Linked DNA regions of Homo sapiens: region 1 is linked to region 2. A link is an interaction called in ENCODE POLR2A ChIA-PET data of the cell type or tissue named here. Cell type or tissue: MCF 10A. All regions are shown on one strand. Links, peaks and the distances in the headings refer to the core of each region. The heading gives the core; the rest is flanking DNA. Region 1 overlaps LINC00484 (long intergenic non-protein coding RNA 484). Region 2 overlaps LOC100129316 (a long non-coding RNA gene).

What was found. Peaks named below come from ENCODE experiments on the same cell type or tissue, not always from the same donor. Only the 100,000 strongest peaks of a DNase experiment are listed, where the experiment ranks them.
Region 1: POLR2A ChIA-PET joins it to region 2 with 19 read pairs; 3 of 35 experiments call an interaction of 5 or more read pairs at or near these places.

What each region holds. Positions count from the first base shown.
Region 1 is chr9:91,171,897-91,183,372 of GRCh38, reverse strand. It overlaps LINC00484 (long intergenic non-protein coding RNA 484), which reads right to left. Exons shown (of 3, transcript NR_135306.1): 3 at 611-904. Among named protein-coding and RNA genes, the nearest start is that of LINC02937, 14 kb to the right of the region's middle. In MCF 10A, for the core only: no CTCF peak of the experiment used is centred there; a DNase peak (open chromatin) is centred at 5,122.
Region 2 is chr9:91,055,798-91,067,273 of GRCh38, reverse strand. It overlaps LOC100129316 (a long non-coding RNA gene), which reads left to right. Exons shown (of 4, transcript NR_033912.1): 3 at 398-545; 4 at 658-3,980. Among named protein-coding and RNA genes, the nearest start is that of LINC00484, 58 kb to the left of the region's middle. In MCF 10A, for the core only: no CTCF peak of the experiment used is centred there; DNase peaks (open chromatin) are centred at 4,733, 6,183, 6,613 and 7,403.

The DNA of each region.
Region 1 (11,476 bases), core at 1,771-9,770, 120 kb before region 2:
CTCAGGTGATCCGCCTGCCTTGGCCTCCCAAAGTGCTGGGATTACAGGCGTGAGCCACGGCGCCCAGCCTTAAATTGTAATCAAATAGCACTTTTCAAAAAGCTAACTATAGACAAGAAGGTGCTGGGTCCCAGAATGTGAAAGTACAGGAGGCTTAAGTTAAACATCGACGGCCCCTGAGCCCTGCCTTTCCACCAACAAACCAGCCAGGCTCCCAAGAAAAAAAGATGCCCCTTTGTTACATGAGATGAACATCTTAGACTGATCTATTAATGAAATAAATGTACAATTTGAGACTAAACAGCTGGACAGGAAGATGGGATGGGTCTGACTTCAGACACTATTGGCTGGTGCAGGAGCAGGAGGGAGGCAGAGTGGCGGTCTGTGCCCACTCGTGCGTTCATTTGTGACTATTATACAAGTAGTAGCACTCCAACATTTATAGTGTAGCCTCGGAATTATGCAGAATATATTTGCAATCTATTTTTGGTGGCAGAACTGGAAATAGAAATTTAAAAACCTGAGAGAGAGAGAGAGAAGAAAAGGAGGTGGGAAGAGCAGGAGCTTCATATTCCAGGTGGAAAGTTGAAGTCATGAAACCAGACAAATCTCTCTTTCTTTCCTCTAATTAATTAAAGGTTGTAAAGTCAGGGTGTGGGCTGGGTGTATTCCCTTTATTTTTTAAAACCATGTTTGACAGCTCCAGGCTCCCAGGATTTCATCAGGATCTCAGGTGCGCTGCAATTCATGTGTCATGCACCGGGTTGCGTAACTGCATTGTTACACGGGCAGCGTTTCTCTATGGAGTCCATTTGCATCATCTCATCAGGAGAGAGGAAAGCCCACAGCACCATCTTGCCCTTAAGGAAAAGGTGCAATTTCTTTCATGTTTTAAAGTAATCGCCTGAAAGATAAAAATACAAAAAGAAAAAAGTAAAAAACACCCATAGTGCCCACCAGTTAACAATGTTTAACAGCACGCTTCACCTTGCCTTTCCTATTTTGAGCATGGCGGCAAAACAGAAAGATTCTGGTCATGGACTTTGGACACAAGTTGCCTGACTTCAGAATTCAACTTAGGTTGGTCGCTTGCCTCAGTTTCCTGATCTGTGAATTGGAGATAACAGTGGTAACCCAGTTGAGGATTAAGTGCATGACTACAGTATCTGAAAGGTGCCGTGTCTGGCCCTGATAGGACACAGTACTGCTATCCTCACTACCATGACGACTCCTGACTTCTTCCTGTACTTACAAAAGACACATGCACACACACACATGCATAGACACAAACAGGAACACACGCACCATGCACCCACATTCCAACAAGTCAATGCTTGTGCTCATTTGCACACACACACAAACATGTACATACCTGTGAACACACACATACTTTTTTCCACAAACAATAACGTACTTACTCTACGTAGAGGTCTGCAGCTGCACACACATCACAACATGTCATGGATATTTCTTCCAGTCAGCAACCATACACTTTCCAGCAAGGGTGCCATTCTTATTAGCTGTTCCTCCCTGGATGGTTGGGGTTGTCCTGAGCCTTCACTGTGACCCAGACTTACCGCTGCAGGGCTTGCTGTGTGTTGGGGATGCAGAGTTTTAACTTTCTCAGATACTGTCAAATCGCTGTCCCAAATCCACGCCACTTTGCACACCTCCTGGAGGGCCTCTCTCTACGTCCTGGTCAGGAGTGCACGTGGATGCTGGACTCTACCAATCGGATCATTGAGAAATGCTCTCTCATTAATTTGGATTTCTGTAATTATTATTTATGCAAAGACTTCTAATACATCTTGCGCAGCCTGTAAGCACCATCGTGAACAATGTCAATCTATTCTTGGCCTGCACAGTTTGTTTTATAGCTTTGCTACAAACAAAAACTGTACAGACAACCCACAGCTCACTCAGACCAGTAATGTGCCAAATTAGCTCATGAGGCGAAGAGGAGTTCTAAACGTGGAACACTGTTTCCAGTTGCAATATGTTGGAAATGCCCATCCTCATCCTACCAAGCAAATAATTCAGCATCTAGTCATTCATTCAAAAATTGTTTCCTGAGCACCTGTCTGTGTCAGGCTTATACTGATTATAGGCTTTTGAGTGGCATCAGTAAACACAAATTTTTAAAAATCCCTGTCCTTGTGGAATTTATGGTCTATCCCAAATCTTATCTGAATGTGGGCACCTGAGATGAGGACCCCACAGCATATGGTGGCCGCTGCGTGTGGGAGTCCATAATGGCTATGGACCCACTTGGTGTCCCACTGCAGCTGTGACCAAGGCCACTCAGGGTGGGTGGGCAGACAGTGCCCCTAGGACCATGGGACAGGATCAGCAGAGAGTGTCTCATGGCCCTAGAGCAGTTCCTTACACAGATGGGAAAAAGGAAGCCCAAGGGTGCCTGCCTGCCCACGGCTCCTGGGAAGCCCACCTTCCTGCCTTCCTCCACGGGAAGGTCTGAGGAGCCCTGTCAGGCCCCCACTGTTCCCCGGCACCCATGCACTGAGGTCCCGCTCTGGGGCTGGTCTCCAGGCCGGTCCCTGCTGAGCCCGGGCTGGGGCAGAGCAGCGAGCAGAGGTGCAGGAAGGGCCCAGGCAGTGGGACCCACTCTGTGCCGGCTGGTGTCTGCCTCTTACTCAAGTTAATGGGACTGGCCCTTGGTTCCCAGTTCCTATTTGAAATATACCAGGAAAGGACTGTGATGCCTTGTCCTTGGCCGAGACTCTTGCCTCTGGACCAAGCAGCCGGCCAAGGGGGGTGGCAGCAGTCACTGGGCCAGCGTGTTTGGGGGGGCTCAGCCTGGACAGGTCACCAGTGGGGTCGCTGAATAGCGTGGCTGAGGGAGGAAAGCATTCCCCAAGTCCTCAGGGGCTTTTCCCTGAAATGGAACCAAGCCATGGATGTCCACAGCACCAGCATGCAGTGGCCATTTGCAGGCCTGTGGCGAGGGCTGACTGAGTGATGGAGCCACTCACAGTGGCACCCCAGCCTCATGGAGCTGGCACCAGGCCTGTGCAGCTAGGGAGTTTCAGACACAGGCCCAACACGGGTGCAGGGCTGTCCTGGAGAGAGGGCTGCTCATTCGGACAGCCAGGCGCACTTCCCCAGGGTGCTGATGGGTGATGTTTGAGTAACAAGTGACCACTGACTCGGTGGCTTAGAACAGCACAGCTTTGTTCTCTTACTGTTCTGGATGCTAGAAGTCTAAAACCAATCTGACTGGGTTAAAGTCAAAGGTGGGCAGGGCTGGTTCTTTCTGGAGGCTCTAGGGGAGAATCCATTTCTTTGCTGTCTTTCTGCTTCTGGGGGCCACCTGCATTCCTTGGCTCTTGTCTCCTTCCTCTGTCTTCAAAGCGCATCGCTGCAGTCTGTGTTCATCAGTGAGTCACCTCCTGCTCTCTTCTGCTCGGACTGTCTCAGGAGGACCCTTGTGACTACATTGCCCTCCTCCCCCAAATAATTCTGGTCTTCATCACATCTGCAGAGTCCTGTTTGCCATGTAAGGTCACACCCACGGGTTCTGGGGATTAGGATATGAACATATTTGGGGGCCGCTGTCATCCTGGTACGTGGAGAGACACAGAATGTTTCTCTGGGCAGGGGTGTAAAAGATAGGATTTGCAGGCAGAGAGAGCAGTGCCCAGCACCTGTGGCCCACTCTGGGCCAGTGAGTCAGCCCCGACCTGTTTCCAGCCTGGCCCGGCTCTGCACTGGGCAGGTCCGAGTGTGGCTACTCTCTCCAGGAAGTGTGGGTCCCTGTGGGGAATTGCAAACCCACCAGGTTGGCAGGAGCCAGGGACACAGGGCAGGCAGCAATGGTGGGATGGGAAGGCCGACCTTGTGCGTTGCAAGGGTGTCCCCACCTAACCGTGCAGAGCTTGGGCACACAGCATGGGGGTGCTGTGGGGCACTGGCGGCATAGAAGGTAAGGGAGGATGCCCTGATGGGATGCACATGATCTCGGTGGAAGTAGAATGAACAGACCGGGGCGAATGGAGCCGATGTTGGGATCGTAAGAGCCACCAGCCTAAGCCTGGATCCCTCGGAAACGTGTGTGTTGGCTCCTCAGCCAGCTGCGGGTTCAGCTCACGCCTTCCGGTCCTCTTTCTTGCCTGCTCATTGTATGGTCATCTGCAGGGAAGTCTTTCCCTTCTCGGCTCCATGAGGCCCACATCTGCACAAGTGCACCTCTTTGTCCACCCTGATGACTCCCTGCAGCCCCACAGCCCTCTCCTCTGAAGGCCTGTGACACCTCCAGGTGGCAGACAAAGGGGCTGGCTGCTCTGAGGCAGGGGAGGCGGGGTCTCCCCACTGCAGGTGAATACACTTGTTTCCAGATGGCACCAGGTGGTATGAGATGCCCGGGAACCACAGAGTGACCTCCTGTCCTCCACTCTGCGGCTTACTCCATGCTGTGCAACTTGACAAACCTCAGTAACTTTACCTACAAGATGTTGGTTTCAGGGCAACTCTGACACAACCCTACCTTGCTCTCCGTAGGCCTTGGGCTGTGCCCAACAATTCGTCTTCTGTCATAAATGAGGTATCCTCTGTCACAGATGAGGTCCCCTGGGACTGGCCCCTGGGAGCAGCAGGAACTCACCTGCCTCTCCTAAAATGTCCCCAGAGCGGGACTGAGCCCCAGACAGGAGTCCCAGCAAGGCCTGCTGGGGATGAGGGAGGCTCACGGGCAAGTCCTGGTGTCAGGCGGGGCATGTCCACACGTGGGGCCCCACCAACACAGGCCCACATAGGCAGGCTGCCTGTGCGCCTCTGCTCACTCCACACCCTGGACAGCCCAGCCATTTCCATCCTGGGGGTGTTTAGCCCACAGCTGAGAAGGATGGGGGGGTTCTGTGGGCAGGGCCAGGCAGCAGGGCTTGGCACTGTGGGCCGTGTGGGTGGTGTCCGAAGTTTCCAGCCACACCCCAGTGCTGCCCACACCCCTGCTGGCTGCTGAGTTCTGGCGCTGGGGCGTTGTCTCTCTGAGCTGTGCAATACCTGGGACCCCTCCTCTGTTTTCCTGTTCATCCAGACTTCTCATGGCCTGAGCTATGTTTCCCCTGGTTCCCAAATCCATCCAGCTCAGAGTTTCCCTTGCCAAACCACAGAAATAATACACAGCTTGTTTCCTGGCAAACACACCTTCCAGAGCCAGACTCAACTTGCCACAAGATGGGCTTATCATGAAATCAAATCTTAACACTGCCGTTCTCTGGGTTTTTGATCGTCCTCACAAAGGTGGGGAAACTGGAGTTGGCGTGTTTCAGAGCAATGGAAGCAGGCCACAGTCTGTTAACTCTGTAAAATAAAACCTTCTGGGAAACAGAAAATTTACCTGACCACCAGTGGGTGTGTGACCACAGGACTCTGGCTGGGGCTCCTGCCTGCTCACCGTAGAGATTGCAAGGGAACAAACAGTGCATCGTTTCCAGTTTGCATCTGTAGGTAACCACGTTTGAGTGAAGCTGGGAGCTGTCTCAGAAAAACGAAGCTTCTGAGCCAAGCGCGATGAATCCCTGTGCCCTCAGCAGGCCTGCCAGGCACAGCCACGGTGCCCGGCCAGCACCGCCACCACATTCACCGCTGCAAGGAGCTTCCTGGCTCTGCAGCAAGATCACACCCAGGCCTGTGGGCCGTGGCAGCCCTGTTTCCTCATTGCCGTCCCTGGGAGTCCTCTCTCCACCTTTTCATTGTCCCAGCAGGTCAGGCTACCCAGGGATGCCCTGGATTTTGGATCTCCTGGCACACTGACCGAAAACCCTTCTTTTTCCCTCAGAAAACACATTGGAAATGAGAGGGTATGAATCAGATAAGCTTAGGGACATCTCTGAAGTCATTAACATCTATTTTAAGCATCAACTGTGGGGTCTGAGACCCTAAGTATCATCTGTGGCTAATTGTCTGCAGCTTCCCCCAGAAATGACCGCCAAGCCACACTCCAGAGCTGCTGTCCTGGAACAGCCTGTAGGGAAGGAGCAATTTTTTGTAGTTTTTCCCCAATCTGTCTTGGGCCAGTGCTTTTGTAAAACACAGAGGACATGGATTACTGAAACACAGGCACACACTTTGATGCCACAGTCCTGTCAAATTGCCGTGAGAGTTCTGAACACGTACACTTCCTTGCACTCTGTTATCTCATCATGGGGCAGAAACCAGCAGCTCACAAGTGACCTGGTCCACGGACTCTACTGGGAGAGAGCTGGCAGCCCCATACCCTAGATTCTCTGTGTGTTCCTATTTCAGCCATAAACAACCTTCTTATTGTTCTTTTTGTTTGACAGACAGAGTCTCCCCTCTGTCGCCCAGGCTGGAGTGCAGTGATGGAATCTTGGCTCACTGCAACCTCCACCTCCCAGGTTCAAGCAATTCTCCTGCCTCAGCCTCCCAAGTACCTGGGATTACAGGTGTGCGCCACCACGCCTGGCTGATTTTTGTATTTTTGTAGAGACGGGGTTTCACTATGTTGGCCAGGCTGGTCTCGAACTCCTGACCTCAGGTGATCCATCTGCCTCGGCCTCCCAAAGTGCTGGGATTACAGGTGTGAGGCACCACACCCGGCTGTTATTATTATTATTTTTTTAAATAAACCACAGGTGCTGTCAAACTGCCAGCCAGAAAGTCCTTTGTCAGACCATGCAGCCTGATCTTCAGCCAGAACACTGTCATGGTGGCTCTTCTACAGCCCCTGTGAGCCAGCCTTTTAGGGGCTCCTGATGCAGTTCTTCTGTCCACCGCTCCGCAGTCTTGACTCTTGGGCGTCACGTGAGCTTGCCGATGTTCAGGTGGTCAGAGTCTTTCTTGGGCCTGACTTTTATACACCATGTAACATGCTGATTCCTAATCACTAAATATGTCCTAATCCAACTGTCACAGATATTCTGAGCAGGATGGCCACTTAGCTACAGGGTGGAAACAAAAATGAGGACGTCCGCCAACACAGAAACTGCAGTGCCTTCTTCAAAGATTTCACCTGGACATGCTTGTCAAATTCTGTACAACATGCCACCGAAAATGGCAGAAGCCCATTTTCCTTCTTGTATTTTTCTTTTCTTTTTTTGAGACAAAGCCTCAGTCTGTTGCCCATGCTGGAGTGCAGTGGTGCGATCTTGCCTCACTGCAGCCTCTGCCTCCTGGCTCACTGCAACCTCCACCTCCCGAATTCAAGCGATTCTTATGCCTCAGCCTCCCGAGTAGCTGGGATTACAGGCATGAGTCACCACACCTGGCTAATTTTTGTATTTTTAGTAGAGACAAGAGTTTCACCATGTTGGCCAGGCTGGTCTCAAACTCCCAACCTCAAGTGATCCTCCCGCTTTAGCCTCCCAAAGTGCTGGAATTGCAGGTGTGAGCCACATCACCAGGCTCTTCTTGAATTTTTCTACATCCTTCTTCACCTACAAATCCCTTCCCAACATACATGGTTTTCCCAGGGTCCTAGTTAATATATTTGAATATCTTCCAAACCGATAATTTGGTTTTCTGTGTTTCTTTGTCTAGATTTAGCTTTTCTTTCCTTTTAAAAATTAATTTATTACCAAATTTGGCAAGCTCTTAAAAATACATCGTGGAATGGAGTTTAACATTATTAAGTTGGGAGCTGATTTTGGTTCTCATTGGCTTAAATGAGCCATTTCTTCCACAATGGAGCCTGCATACACTTTGCAACTCTCATAAAAGTATTAATTTGTTAACTTTAGTGTTGTAAAAAAGTTCTTTTTAGTGGAGTGGAGGGGGTTAATGTTTTGTTATCTTTTGATGCGAGGTTATGCTGGTCCCATGAAACATGGATGTGTTCCCTCTTCCTCTATTTCCTGGAAGAGTCTGTGTACATTTGGTGCTATTATGTCTTTGAACGTTTGATGGAATTCACTTGTGAAACAATCTGGGCTGGTTTCCTTGGTGGGAAGGTTAATGATGACAAATTCAATTTCTTTCATGGATACAGGATTATTCATATTTTCCCTTTCATCTTGTGTAAATTTTGGTAGATCGTACTTCTCAGGAAATTTGTTCAGTTCATTAAGTTGCCAAATTGATTGCTATAAAGTTGTTCACAAAATCAGCTTATTATTCTTTTAATATCTGAAGTGGTAACCAGTGTTTCATTTCTGATATTTGTCATTTGTGCTCTATTAATAATTTTTTCTTATTAACTAGTTATGACTTTATTTTGTTGCTTTTAAAGAACTACGATTTAGCTTTGTAATCTTTTTCTTTTTTAAAAAAGATTTTTTTTTTCACTTTGTTTCTTTACAATCCCTTGTGTTGAGGGCGATTTTCAGTAGATCACAGCGAGGGAAGCTGTGTAATCTTTTTCTAACATTTGTTTTCTCTCTTGTTGACTTCTGCTCCTTCCGTCTTCTTTGGGTTTACTTTGCTCTTCTTTTTTTAGCTTTTTGAGGTGAACTGTTCCGTCTCTGAGGTCACATGTTTCCTCTTTTCTGACATAAGCCTTTAAAAGTGTAAATTTTCCTCCTCACACTGCTTTAACGCATCCCATACATTTTGATATATTTATTGTATTTTTACATATCTGTCAATTAGAAATATTTTTAAAATTCTTTGGGATTTTTTTTTGAAATGTGCATTGTTTAGAAGTGTGCAGGTTAATTTCCAAATATTGGGGTATTTCCTTGATCTGTTATTATTTCTAATTTAATTCTGCTGTAGTCAGTGAACCTACTTTGTGCTATTTCAAATATTTTTAAATTTTGGGGACTTGTATTATGGCCCAGCATATAGTTTGTCTTAGTGAACTTTCTATGTGTACTTGAAAAGAATGTGTAGTGATACAGAAATAGCAATTAGGTAAAGGTAACTGATGATAATGTTCACTTCCTCCAAATGTTTACTGATATTTTTGTAACTGATCAATAAGCTGATGAAAGAGAAGTGTTAAATCTCTTAATATGAGTGTGGAATTGTTTCTTTCTCCAACAAACTAAGCAGAGAAAGGGACTTCTTCCACCTGATAAAGGGCATCTGTGAAAAACCTGGAGCTAACCCAATACAATACTTATTGTTGAAATATTGAATACTTTCTCTCTAGGATCAGAAGGATAAGGAAGTAAGTGCATGCATTCTCTCTCTCTCTCTCTCTCTCTCTCTCTCTCTCTTCTTCTGGTTAATTGTACTGAGAACCTAGCTATGGCAATGAAGCAAGAAAAACATGTAAAGGCATAAATATTGGTGGGAAAGAAGTAAAATTGTCTCTATTTGAACATAACATGATTGTTTACATAGAAAACCTCAAGGAAACTACAGAACCACTAGTATAAGTCTGCAGGATACAAAAATCAATAGCATACATACATATATACTAGCAGCAAACAATTGGAAAATGAAATTTTAAAAAATTTATTTACAACAGTACCAAATAAAATATTTTTAAATATTTAACAAAAGATGCAGAAGTCCTTTTCACAGAAAACTGCAGAATATTATTAAGGGAGACATTTTAAAAGACCTGTACAGGCCGGGCATGCTGGTTCACGCCTGTAATCCTAGCACTTTGGGAGGCCAAGGCAGGCGGATCACCTGAGGTCAGGAGTTCGAGACCAGCTTGGCCAACATGATGAAACTCCATCTCTACTAAAAATACAAAAATTAGCGGGGCATGGTGGCACACACCTGTAATGCCAAATACTCGGGAGGCTGAGGCAGGAGAATCTCTTGAACCTGCGAGACAGAGGTTGCAGTGAACTGAGATCGCACCACTGCACTCCAGCCTAGGTTACAGAGTAAAACTTTGTCAAAAAAAACCAAAACAAAAAAAAAACCTGAATACATGGAGAGGCATTGTTCCAAATCTCAATTGGATAAGAAGACTCAATAGTGCTATCAGTTCTCCTTATTACTACCTTTTGTATAAATTTATGGGGTGCAAGTGTAATTTTGTTACAGGCATAGATTGTGTAGTGGTGAAATCAAGGCTTCTAGGATATCTGTCACCTAAATAACATACATTATACCCATTAAATAATTTTTTGGCATCCATCCCCTCACACATCCTCACCCTTCCAAGTGTTTGTTGTCTATCATTCCACATTCTGTGTCCATGTGTACACATTATTTAGCTTCCACTTATAAGTGTGAACATGTGATACTTGTCTGTGTCTGACTTATTTAATTTAAGGTAATGGCCTCTAGCTCCATCCATGTTGGTGGAAAAGATATGATTTCATTATTTTATGGCTGAATAGTATTCAATTATATATATGTGTGTGTGTGTGTGTGTGTGTGTGTGCATATATATATATATATATATATATATATATATATATATATGACATTTTCTTTATCCAGTCATCTACTGATGGATACTTAGGTTGATTCCACATCTTTGCTATTGTGAATAGTGCTGAGAGAAACAAGAGTGCAGGTGTCTTTTTGATACAATGATTTATTGTCCTTTGAGTAGATCCCAGTAGTGAGATTACTGAATTGAATGGTAGTTCTATTTTCAGTTCTTTGAGAAATCTCCATGCTGTTTTCCATAGAGCACTTACTAATTTACATTCCCACCAATAGTATATAAGTTCCCTTTTCTCTGCATCCTTGCTAACATCTGTTATTTTTTGTCTTTTTAATAATAGCCATTCTGTCTGGTGTAAGATGATATTTCATTGTGTTTTTAATTTGCGTTTCTCTGATGATTAATGATTTTGAGCATTCTTTCTTATGTTTGTTGGCCATTTGTATGTCTTCTTTTGAAAAATGTCTATTCATGTTCTTTGCCCACTTTTTAATGGGATTATTTGAGGTTTTTTTGTTGAGTTGTTTGAGTTTCTTATAAATTCTGACTGTCAGTCCCTGTCAAAATGCATAGTTTGCAAATATTTTCTCCCATTTCACTAGTTGTTTGTTCACTCAGCTGATTATTTCCTTTGCTGTGCAGAAGCTTTTTAGTTTAATTAAATCCCATTTGTCTGTTTTTGTTTCTGTTGCCTGTGCTTTTGAGGTCTTGGTGATGAATTTTTTGCCTAGACCAATGTTGAGAAGTTTTCCCTAGGTTTTCTTTTAGTACTTTTATAGTTTCAGATCTTACATTTAATTCATCTTGAGTTGACTTTTTTTATCTGGTGAGAGAATACGATCCACTTTCATTCTTCTGCAAATGACAATCCAGTTTTTCTAGCACAATTTACTAAAAAGAGTGTCCTTCCCCCAGTATATGTTCTTGTTGACTTTATCAAAGATCAGTTGGCTATAAATATGTGATTTTATTCCTGTGTTATCTACTCTGCTCCATTGATTTGTGTGTTTATACCAGTTCCATGCTGTTTTGGTTACTGTAGCCTGGTGGTATAATTTGAAATCAGATAATATGATGGCTCCAGCTTTGTTCTTTTTGCTTGGGATTGCTTTGGCTATTTGGGCTCTTTTTCAGTTCCATATGAATTTTAGGACTATTTTTTTCTAAATCTGTGAAAAATGATGTTGGTATTTTGGTAGGGAT
Region 2 (11,476 bases), core at 2,129-10,128:
CTGCTACTGTAGGCCTGCTAGGCACTGGGTGCTTCACTTACGTGGTCTCTAATCCTCACCGCAGCTCAGCAAGGCAGGTGCGAGAGGTTCCATTTAACAGAGCAGCCAATTATTTAAGGTACCACTGGTGATCCCCGAGTCCCATCTGCCCCAGAGCTGGTGTTCTCTGTAGCCCTCCCTTGCTCAAGTGCTGCCTGCCATGTGCAGAGCATGGGTTCCCAGCTGGATGAGGCATCAGCCTGTACCTTTGGCCCCCCAGACCATGTCCTCCTGGTGTGGGTGCAGTTGGCTACACCCTTGTGCTGACCACTTGCTGTGCCAGAGGGGATTTCTGATACTGCCAAGACTTAGACAGCAACATGCCCTCCCATTATTGAACAGGGATGCTTTCTTCCAGTGTCACTCAAAGAAGCAGCAAGACTCTGTCTTAACGTGGCTTGCTGTTGCTATTATTTCCCTCGAAGCCATGAGACACTGGATGAGAGCAGCGGCTGGGCGTGTGAGTTAACATCGCATGCTTTCCTGACTCCACTGCCCCACTCATGGTAAGTGTCCAGTATGTGTTGTCCAAGGCATGATTGCATTTTTCATATCTTCCGTTTAACCTTCTTGTTGACTGTGGTACATCAATCCAGTTTGATTTTTCATTGCACACAGAGGTCATAGCATAGCTTCTTGAATTTGTCCTTCTCTGAATGGAAGCCACTTGGATCCTCCAGGTATTTCTCCAAGGGGCAGGGCTTTCAGCACAGAATCAACAGGAGAAACCATCTGGAAAGCCCAGAGGCGTGTTCGGCAGCGTGTGGGAGCAGAGCTGCAGTAAACGGTGGCTCCTTGTTCGCCCATCTCAGCTGTTCAGCTGACTTCTTGCCGTCTCCAGCTGTCTTCTCTATCTCATCCTGATGACTCCTTCCCACAACTCTTTCCCTGGCTGCCGCAACGGTCCAGCTGCAGCCTGCATTCACAGTTACTTACCTGTGGGGCTTTCTTGTTTCTGAGATGGCCGAATTGTCTTCTGAAATTTACCTCCATGACTCTGGTTATATATTTTGGTTCCTAGTGGGTGCCGACATCACAGTGGGCTGATTAGATGGTTTGCATTACTTGTTGGCAGGCCTTCGAGCCTCCTGTGCAGTTTCCCGAAAATATTCCATCTGCAGGTGGGAAGCCCAAGCCCCTGGGCAAATTATGCCATGAGTGTGTCTTGGCAGTCATTCTGGGTTCCAATGACTTGGGCCGTGGTTCAAACATTCCCTGGGGATTGTCCGGATCTGAGCTCCTGGTGGTGGGAAGCCAGCCTTTGGTGCCAGCCTGGCCCAGCACCATCTCTTGACTCCTGACCCCACCAGAGGGTGAGGACTTGGTGTGAGCAGGGACACAGCAGGTCCCAGGAAAGTCTGCTGAGTGAACGGGTGAATAAAATAGTCTCAAACCCTGTATGTTATTCCCTCCTTGCCCCTACTCAGAACTCCTCCTCACTTCCAATCGGAACTTGTCTCCTCTCTGCCAGAAGGTCAGCCCTGGTGATTCCTGGAGTTCATGCCTCCTGTCCCGCCATGGTTCTGTGGACTGCTGGCTGTTGTGGGGAGCTATCTTCCTGGTGAGCTTTGCAGGGCAGGGTCCCAGCAGGAGAGCAGAAGCAAGATGCATGGTGCAGATGAGGGATTCTTTCCAGTGGTTAGACCCTGCAGGACCATGGGGGAGCTGGGCAGAAAAGTACAAGGGGTGTTGGAGAATCTGAGAAAAGGCATCAACCAGCCTTCCTGAATCCCTGGCCTGTGGCAAGAAAGGCAAGTCAGAGCATGGGCCATGGGGCACAAAGGGGAGTAGGTGGGGTCTATGGACTGCCACCACCTCTAGCATAAAGTCCAGGCTCAATGTCTGCTGCTGGGCCTGGGGCCTCTTGTGGTCAGTGGGAAGGGTCAGGCCCAGAGGAGGGAGGGCAGCTCTGTGTTTGCTTGTCACTGTAGAGGCCATGACAACCTTCAGGGTACAAGCTGCTGCTTCACTTCCATTTTGCAAATCTCAGGCAGAACCCCTCTTTTGGCCAACTCTCTACATGGAAGAGGGTTCTGGAAAGATAATCCCAGTTACATCATGTGTGACCCAGGTTCATCATGTAATACTAACTGCCGTGGCTGGATCTCAGATTTCTTTGTGTGCCATTGAGTGTTTTACCCAGGGCAGATACAAATGAGTGATGGGGAGGAAACAGGCTAAGGGGGCAAATGCAATGCTTTTGTTGACCCAGCCTTCATTATGGGTTCACTACTGATCACCATACCAGCAAATGCTGCCTCCTGCCCCAAGGCCGTGATAAGGAGCACTTGAAAGCAGTCTGTCCATTTCCAAAATATTGTCACTTCAAGAATGATGTGTAAATGGCATCATACAGTGTGGAACCTTTTGGGATTGGCTTTTTTCACTCAGCATAATTCTCTGGAGATTCATCCAAGTTTTATGTATCAACAGTCCATTCCGTCTAATGGCTGAGTGGTGTTCCACAGTCTGGGTGTGCACACAGTGTTTAACCATTCACCTGTGAGCTGAAGGACATCTGGGTTGACGATTACACATTTTTGACTACTACAAATAAAGCTGCCATGAACATTCATGGTGCAAGTTTTTGTGTGAATGTAAGTTTTCATTTCTCCGGGATAAATGCTCAAGAACACAACTGTACGGGCGTTGCATATTTAGTTTTATGAGAAATGACTAAACTGTTTTTCGGAGTGGCTGTACCAGTTTACAGCTCACCAATACTTTATTATTCCTAAAATAAAATATTACTAAGTTAATTGTCGGGGAGGGCAGTGGTGGATGTGGCCATGAAAGGACAGCAGGAGGGATCCTTTGGGTGATGAAAATGTTCAGTATGTTTGGTATCTTGACTGTGGGGGTGAATACACCAATGTATATGTGAGAAGATCGTATAGAACTAAACACACACACACACACGAACACACACACACAAACACATACACACAGATGAGTCCTTGTGCATATATAACTGGGCAATCTGAACATGACACATGGGTTGCATCAATGTCAATACCTGGCGGTGAAATCGTATTCTAGTTTTGCCAAGATGTTACCACTGGGAAAACTGGGTAAAAGTAACTGCATGTGAATCTACAATTATCTAACAATTTAAAAAATTAATTAACAAGTGTCTAAAATACATGATATTTGTTAAAAGGCAAGCCTATGAAAAACATGATACATTATTAAGAGTTAGGCAAATGTTGTTGTTACTTGCTTTTCTGCTTTTGGGGGCCAAGTACTGGTTACTAAGATTCCTAGCCTCTTCCGAAGGCGGTCCTTCCTCCACACAACTGCAAGAAGAGGCCTTTTCAGTGTAGACCCTTACTTTACCCCTCCACCCCAGGGCCCATTTTAGGGAATAGAAAAGCAATTTGGAAGGATTAGACTGAGGGACCCGTGCCTCCAGCAGATAGGCCAGCGGAAGAGCAGTCAGTGCTGTGGGAGATGCTGCGGGGAGGAGCGTGTCTGCGAGGAAGGACTGCTGGCTTCAGCACTTCCCGATTGGAACTTCATGATGGAATCCTTGGCACACCAATGCTAAAAACCAAGTGTGAAAAAAATCACCCTAGAACCTGCTAGAGTGATACTGTGGAGGATCTGTGGGCTGCACCGCCCACAGGGACTGCCCTGTATCAGCATGGAGAACTGATATCCCATGGCAGGGCCACTGGGTAGCGGCTGCTGCTAAGTGGGGGTGCCGGATGCGTTCCTTGGTTCATCTTCCACTGATGTTTTGGAAATTGGGCTCCGTAAGAGCACCCAGAAGTGCTTATTAAGAACCACCCGTGCTCTGCTGGTTCCTGAGGTGCCAGATTCCCTCCAGGGAAATGTTGACCTTTGTGATAGACTATCTTATGACCAAAAGCTTCGCAGCATTAAAATGTGATCCATCTCATTAGGTTGTCATATGAAGCCTATAAATAACTCCAGAAATGAGATCCTGTGACAGCTATTTATTTTCACTCTTATTATTTAACATAAATATTGGCTATTTATAGCCAGGTCGTCAAGGCAGTCATTGCTTCCCCCATCTTATTATTTCTCTCACTCTGACTTGGGAAGTGGGGACTTGAACCTGGAAGAGGGAGAGAGGTCCAGTGGGGGTGGCCCCCGCTTCTTGGAACCTGGTCTCCTTAGGGACAGAAATTTTCCTACCCCATTTATACTCTGGTTATCTTGCTGAGAAGCTTATTGCGTCTTCTCCATCTTGGTATTCTTATACGTGCATGTTTTCTCTCCCAGTACGTTTGAATTTGAAAGAACCGTGAAGGCTCTGAGATTTTACCCTTCTTGCAAGCTAGCAATCATTTTCACTGGTGCTGGCAGAAGATAGGAGATTCCTGGGTCAGAGACAAAGGACAGTTTTTTACTGACAGCAGTAAGAGTAGCCAAGGTAGCTGCACTTTTGTGCTGGTTCCCTGAGCCCCAGATCCCCCAGGGCAATGTGAAGAGGGTCAGGTGATGCCTGCATGTGCATCGACCGCAGGAGAGGAAGCCTGAACTCAGGGAACCCAAAGTTTCTGTAAGCAGGTGTGAAAGGAAAATAAAAACTTGGGACCCCAATTACTCTGTCAAAGGGAAAAATTAAGCTAAAAGCTGAGTCATGCAAGAAACTGCCTTTCCTTTTGTTCCTAAGCAGACAGCTATAGACGAAAGGTAAAAATATCTCCAATGTGTTTTCCTGAATTAGCTCCTCCCTGAAATTGTGCAAGTGATGGCCTAGTCTCACCTCTACTGCTACCAAGCCATGTGGCTGTGTGTTGCAGCCATGGATAAATGACATTTGGCTCTTCCTTCAGGAAAGACATGCTGTTGGGCTGTGAGGAGCACACGTAGCTGACAGCCTCCAGCTGTGACACCTTCAGGAGCCCTTGCAGCATTTAAGCTGAGGCTGTATTTTTCTTAGGCAGCCCTCAACCAATGCCTGAAGATGACAGGGCAACAAGGCCTGGACATCTCTGCCCACTGTAGGGCTTCTCTATGTTCTCTCTGTGCTGGAGCTTCCTGTGGGCCTGGCGAAGACTTTCTCTTGGCTGCACCACCAGCTGAGGCTCTCCTACCCCATCTTTTTTCCTTCACTCTCACCTGTTAGAGGTGTCAGCCTGCACCATGGTGTGAAGGTTTTCTTTCTCTGGATATCTTGCTTTCTCTCCGCATATCTTAGGTGTTACTTCCAATAAATCTTTTGCACTTCAAACTCTGTCTTGGTGTCTGCTTTCCAAAGGACCAAACTGACACACTTGATAGAAACCACCACTCAACTGAGTGGATTAGAAGAATTAGCTAATGAACGTGAGGCAGAGCGAGGTTTCCCCTAAGACTCCCTCTGAGCTTCTGTGGGGAATCTCTGAAGTATTGCCCATCTTAGCGATATTCTAACATTGACTTCCTAGTTCCTAAGTAACCTGTTCACAACCCATCAACTTCTTCCACGAACCAGGGACAGACTGTTTGAGCCCATGTCCACAGACTTCTAGAGTTGCTTTTTGCTCTTGCTCCTTAAGGGTTCAGCTCAAGGTTGCCTCCTTGCCCAGATCCCCCAATAACTTCCTCTTTCATTACTCTAGTTTGTAAATATCCACATCCTCTGTTAGATGGTAGCTTTTATGGATGTAGGATCCACATTGTTGCCAGTGGCCAGAACAATGCACACAGTAGGTGCTACATAAAAATTTGCTAAATGAATAACAAATGACAGATGCTCCAAATGATTAATTTGCTATGTCCTGAGTCTAAAAAATGATTCCAACTGGCTCCTTATACTCCTCAATTCTTTTTGCTTACTCCTCTCTCAAATATCCTCAGGGAGTTATCCTATAAAACATTGTCATCCTTGTCTTAAAAATTAGCAGTATTACTTTGCACTCACAGTGAGTTATCAATTGTCACTCCTGCAGTGGAAGAGAATCTGAGTAACCTCCTAGTTGGTGACATTCAGGAGCTGTGGATGTCACACAACAGAATTTGTAGCCTCTGGAAAAAGGTTTATCAGCATCTATATGGGAGTCATTCCAGCCCAAACTGTGCTGAGACATGAACTTTCACGTGATCGCCTCTGGAAAAACCCACAAAGACGAGAAAGGAAGTCCTTAGCCTGAAGGACTTCCCCAGAGAAGAAACAGTTGGATTTGTTGGAACTCTATTTGTTGCTGAGATGTGAAAGTTCTTTGATCAGTCCGATGGCCATTTCTGAAACCACAGTGATCCTCCACTCCCCTGTTTTTTCCTGGAATGGGCCCTGATAATTTCAAAACATTCCTATTTTTTTCTGCAAGCCAACACCCTTCCTAAGTACACAATGTTTATGGGCAGTCAGATGGTTTGGCGTATTTCTCAAACCTCTGAGGATGGCAAGTTCAAGTTGTCTGTGCTGTTATATGGCATATCTAATAATCCACACCTCAACACTTGATTTTAAGGTTAGCAAGCCACGAGAATGCTCTTTGAATCCCCCTGCATGTTTCATCACTTCATCTCTATTTCCCTTTAACTATGGCCAGCCAAACTGTAACCTGAGATTAGGGTTGCTGTCAGAGAAAACAAAGGAAAATAAACAAACACATTGGCCCAATGCCCCATGCTACGATTTTGAAAGTCGTGGGTATGCTTGCTCAATGAAAAAATTCCCCATAACCAGTCATGACTCATTCCCACTTGCTGCTTGCATGGTTTGGGAAAATAGTCTTTACTTATTTTTTTCTATATTAACATGAAATAGCATCATTCAAGCTCATCATCAATACTTCATTTTACAAACTCCCTGACAGCCACCTTCAGCCTTTTGATCACTAATCTTGTGTTGCTTCACTACCATGATCATTACTAATGCTGAGGTGTTTGGGCTTTATTTTTCCTTTGCATTTAGTCAATTGTTTTAAATAAATAAATAATGTGATTTTACTGTATGAATTGTTTAATATTCTGCCTTTTTTCCTCAGTATTTTATTGTGAGAATTTCTCCATTGCTGCTAGATATCTTCAACATATCACTTCTATTTTTTGTAAGATATTTATTATAGTATTATACCATGGGTCATAACTTATTTGGTCATCTCTTATGTTTTGACATTTAGAGTGTTGTTAAAATTATACTGTTATAAGTAATGCTACAATGAATCTCATTTGATATAAATCTCTGTGTAGTTGTTAGGATCTTCTAGGCTTAAGCTGATAAACATCCTTTGTTGGACATCTTGTTCACATCCTTTGTAAGAGAACAAGAAATAAAGCTTTGTTGTGTTAAGCCACTGAGACTTTGGGGCTGTTTGTTATTAGCTGTATTTTGCATAGTTAGTCGGTGACCAGGCTGAAGAAGTGCCAGCATTGCCATCCTCCCTCTAGAATTGGCACAGAGAGCCCAGAGTCAATGGGAACTCACAAGTGCCAGGCTTACCATGTAGGAAACGCTTCCTTTCCACCCACAGCCCATTGGCCCATGCCAGTCACCTGGCCCCATCTACCTGTGAAGGAGGGGGGTTTGTATTTTTCTATATACCCAACACAGAAGAGAACAGGATGTGCCTGGGCAATGATAACATTCTGCCTGTATGAGGGTATGGCTTTTACTTAAGGTAGATGTCCTAGAATGGGAGTTATTGAGTTTTGCCAACTTTTTTTTTCTAAGACACACCATTTTTATAGTTCCACCAGCTTGTTTTCTGCCCTTGTAAAGCCACAAATGTTACCACTTTATACTCTTTGCTGATCTAAGAGGTAAAAAATGCTATCTCATTGTTGTTTTCATTGTTCAAATTAAATCTTAATTTAAAGTTTTGTAGATACATTATTATTTTGTAGCTACATTATCATTATTATTGAGAGGAAAGATTATTTTCAGATGTCTGTTATTCATTTGCATTTTACAGGTGTTCAGTAGAGTTATAAAACAATTACCCTGAAAATTCTCCGAGTATCTCATGCCCGTGTCACTGTTAGACCTTAAATATTTTAAAACAATCCTGGCAGCTCGGTGCGGTGGCTTATGCCTGTAATCCTAGCACTTTGAGAGGCTGAGGTGGGTGGCTTACCTGAGGCCAGGAGTTCGAGACCAGCCTGGCCAACATGGTGAAACCCCGTCTCTACTAAAAATTCAAAAATTAGTTAGGTGTGATGGCTTATGCCTGTAATACCAGCTACCCAGGAGGCTGAGGCAGGAGAATTGCTGGAACCCAGGAGGCAGAGGCTGCAGTGAGCCAAGATTGTGCCACTCCATTCCAGCCTGGACGACAGAGCAATAGAAGGAGACCCCATCTCAAAACAAACAAACTAACAAACCCTGGCAATGGTCCTAGCACCACTCACCCTTGCTCTCCCTATGGCAGTACTGGCTCTGGAGTGCAGATCTGTCTCTGGGATCTTCCTATGTCTTGTAACTTACCTTGGGTCTCAGTTCCCTCGCCTTAGCAAGGCTTTAAAAAAAAAAAACTTCTGACAAAAAACCCACTCCCTATTGTTTGGGTCCTGTGAGAAGAATGGAAAGTTCAAGAATGTCCAGAACACTTCTGCAGACAATCTGGGTTGGACGGAAAGGGAATGGTGGTTTAAAGGAGGAATTTTGTTAATACCCAATGAAAGTCCCACAGAAAAATTTAATTTTAGAAGACAATCTCAAAGAAACATTTGTGGATATATGTGGAACTCAGCATCTTCTCAGTTACGGGATTGAGCAGGCATAGCCAAGAATTTCAGAAACTAGAACTCTCAGATAGAGGTTAATTGCTAGTGAACAACTCTGTGGATGAGAGAAACTACGGAATAGACACAGACTGATCTAAAGGCCAACTAAAAAATACGTACATTGTGTTCAAGCAGCAGACATGGAATATTTGTGGCAATTAACCATGTCCTAACCAGAAAACAAGTATTTATTAAACAAAAAGTTAGTAGTTACACAGACTCAATTTTTCTGATTATAATGAACTTAAGTTAAAAAATCACTTAGTATGTACATATGCATATATATGCATACATATATTTAGAATGGAGTGATAAAACATTATATTTTAAAACTTTGGAATTAGTTTGTTCCTGCATTGCTATAAAGAAATACCTGAGACTGGGTAATTTATAAAGAAAAGGAGTTTAATTGGCTCACAGTTCCACGGCCTGTACAGAAAGCGTGATGCTGGCATCTGCCAGGCTTCTGGGGAGACCTCAGGAAACTTACAAACATGGCAGAAGGTGAGGTGAGGATCCAGCACTTCATGTGGCTGGAGCAGGAGGAAGAGAGAGACAGGAGAGGTGTTACACACCTTTAAACAACCAGACCTCACAATAACTTACTCACTATCACGAGAACAGCACTGAGGGGATGGCACTAAACCATTCATGAAGGACCACTCCCATGATCAAATCACCTCCCACCAGGCCCCACCTCCAGCAATGGGGATTACAACTGAACATGAGATTTGGGTGGGGACACAGATGCAAACCATATCAGGAATGCAGCTAAACTGGTATTTGGAAGAAAATACATATTTATTTCGGAGAAGAAGAAATGTTCAAACTTAATAGCAAAGCAGAAAACTCAGGAAGACATAAAATTTTAAAAACCAAGTAAAACTACAGAATATAGAAGGATGAAGGCACAAGAAATAAGAGGAAAATGGATGAAATAGAAAACAAGTATGAAATAGAGAGAGTCAACAAATCCAACAGCTGGTTCTTTAAGACAACAAATAAAATAGACAAATTTAGTCAACATAGATTGCAAGGGGGGAAAAGAACCCAAATTGAGAAGGCACAAATAAACCACTCTAGGAATAACCAAAGGCACAGCATGAGAGACAGAGACTAAAAGTAAGACAGCAATAAGAACAACAGCAGCAACAAAAACTACAAAAACACAGAGAGAAGACTAATCACCTCCAAAAATGTAACTCAGCAAAACTAAAAAAAAAACTAACCTGAATATATTTTAACCATTAAAGAAATGGGTTAAAAATCTGCTCTGGTTAATATCATACACAAAATGCTAGGACCAGATGTTTTCATAAGAGAATTCTACCAAACATTCAAATAACAGTTATCCCAATATCATACAGAATGTTTCAGAGAATAGAAAGGAGGGCCTGCTCTCTGACTCATTTTCTGAGGCTACTTTATTTTTTATACAAAGCAGACAGGAAAGGGAAGGTCACCTTCCTTAGAAACCCAGGCATGAAAATCCTAATAGATACTAGCAGAGTCCAGCAATTTGTAAACATAAACAGATCATGACAAATCTAAGTTATTTAAGGAATGTATTACTGGCTTTACATTTGAAAATTTATCAGTGTAATTCACCACATTAACAGTTTAAAATTCTACATCTATTTATAATACAAACTTATAGAAAATGGGGAAGAGAAACAAAGGGTTTTAACCTGGTAGAAAGCACCTACCAAATAAATGTACAGCCAGCAGCGTAAATGGTGAAACATTGCACAAATCTCTTTAAAGTCAAAAAAACTATGAATGTCTGCTATCATTCTTTTTATCCAATATTTTACTGAGCTACTGTCATAAGATATTAAAAGGAAATAAGTATAAGAATTTCCAAAGGGGAAGCAAAACTGAAATGATCCGTAGTTGGTAAGATTGTTTACATAGAAAATCCAAGGGTATCTACAGACGAATGTATAGAATCAGTGAGGATGTTTAGCTATCTCGCTGGATATGTGTAATATATATGAAAATCAATGTGCTATCCATTGCAGCAGATAACATAAAATGCAATTTAAGAAACATACCATTTATAGTGGCAACAAAAAAATATAGTAACTAGGAATATAGCTAACAAAAGCCATGAAAGGTATTTATGAAGAAAATTTCAAAATGTTATTGGATTACATAAGAGGAGTACACAAAAAATAGATGAGGCAATGAAGATGTTCATGGATGAAGAGACTCACAGCACAAAGACGTCCATTTCCTCAAATTTTTCCAAGAATTCATTGAAACTTCAAACAATGTCCAACAAATAACTTTTGGAAATGTAACAAGCTAATCAAAAACTCACATGGAAGAAGAAATGGTAAAGAATAATCAGGACTGATCAAGGTGGGAAGATTTGCTTACCATGTGTTTGGACTTCTTTAAAAAATAGATCAGAGGAACACAATAGAAAACTTAAAAATAGACTAGTACATACGTGGAAAATTAACAGGACAGAGGTGTCCTTATGAATCAATGAGAACATGACGAACAGCTTAGTCAGTACTGCTGAGGGAAGTGTTGGAAAAACAATTAGATTTTCCCCTTACACCACCACCAAACATAAGGTGGATTAAAGAACTAAAAGTGAAAAATGAAATGAAAAAAATTCGAAGTCTATATATAGGAGAAGGTATTTATAATCTAGAATTGACAAGTATTTCCCAAAACTCAAAAGGCAAAATGATAAAACAAAAACTTTATTCATTTGGCTATATTAGAGGTAAAAACAGGCATA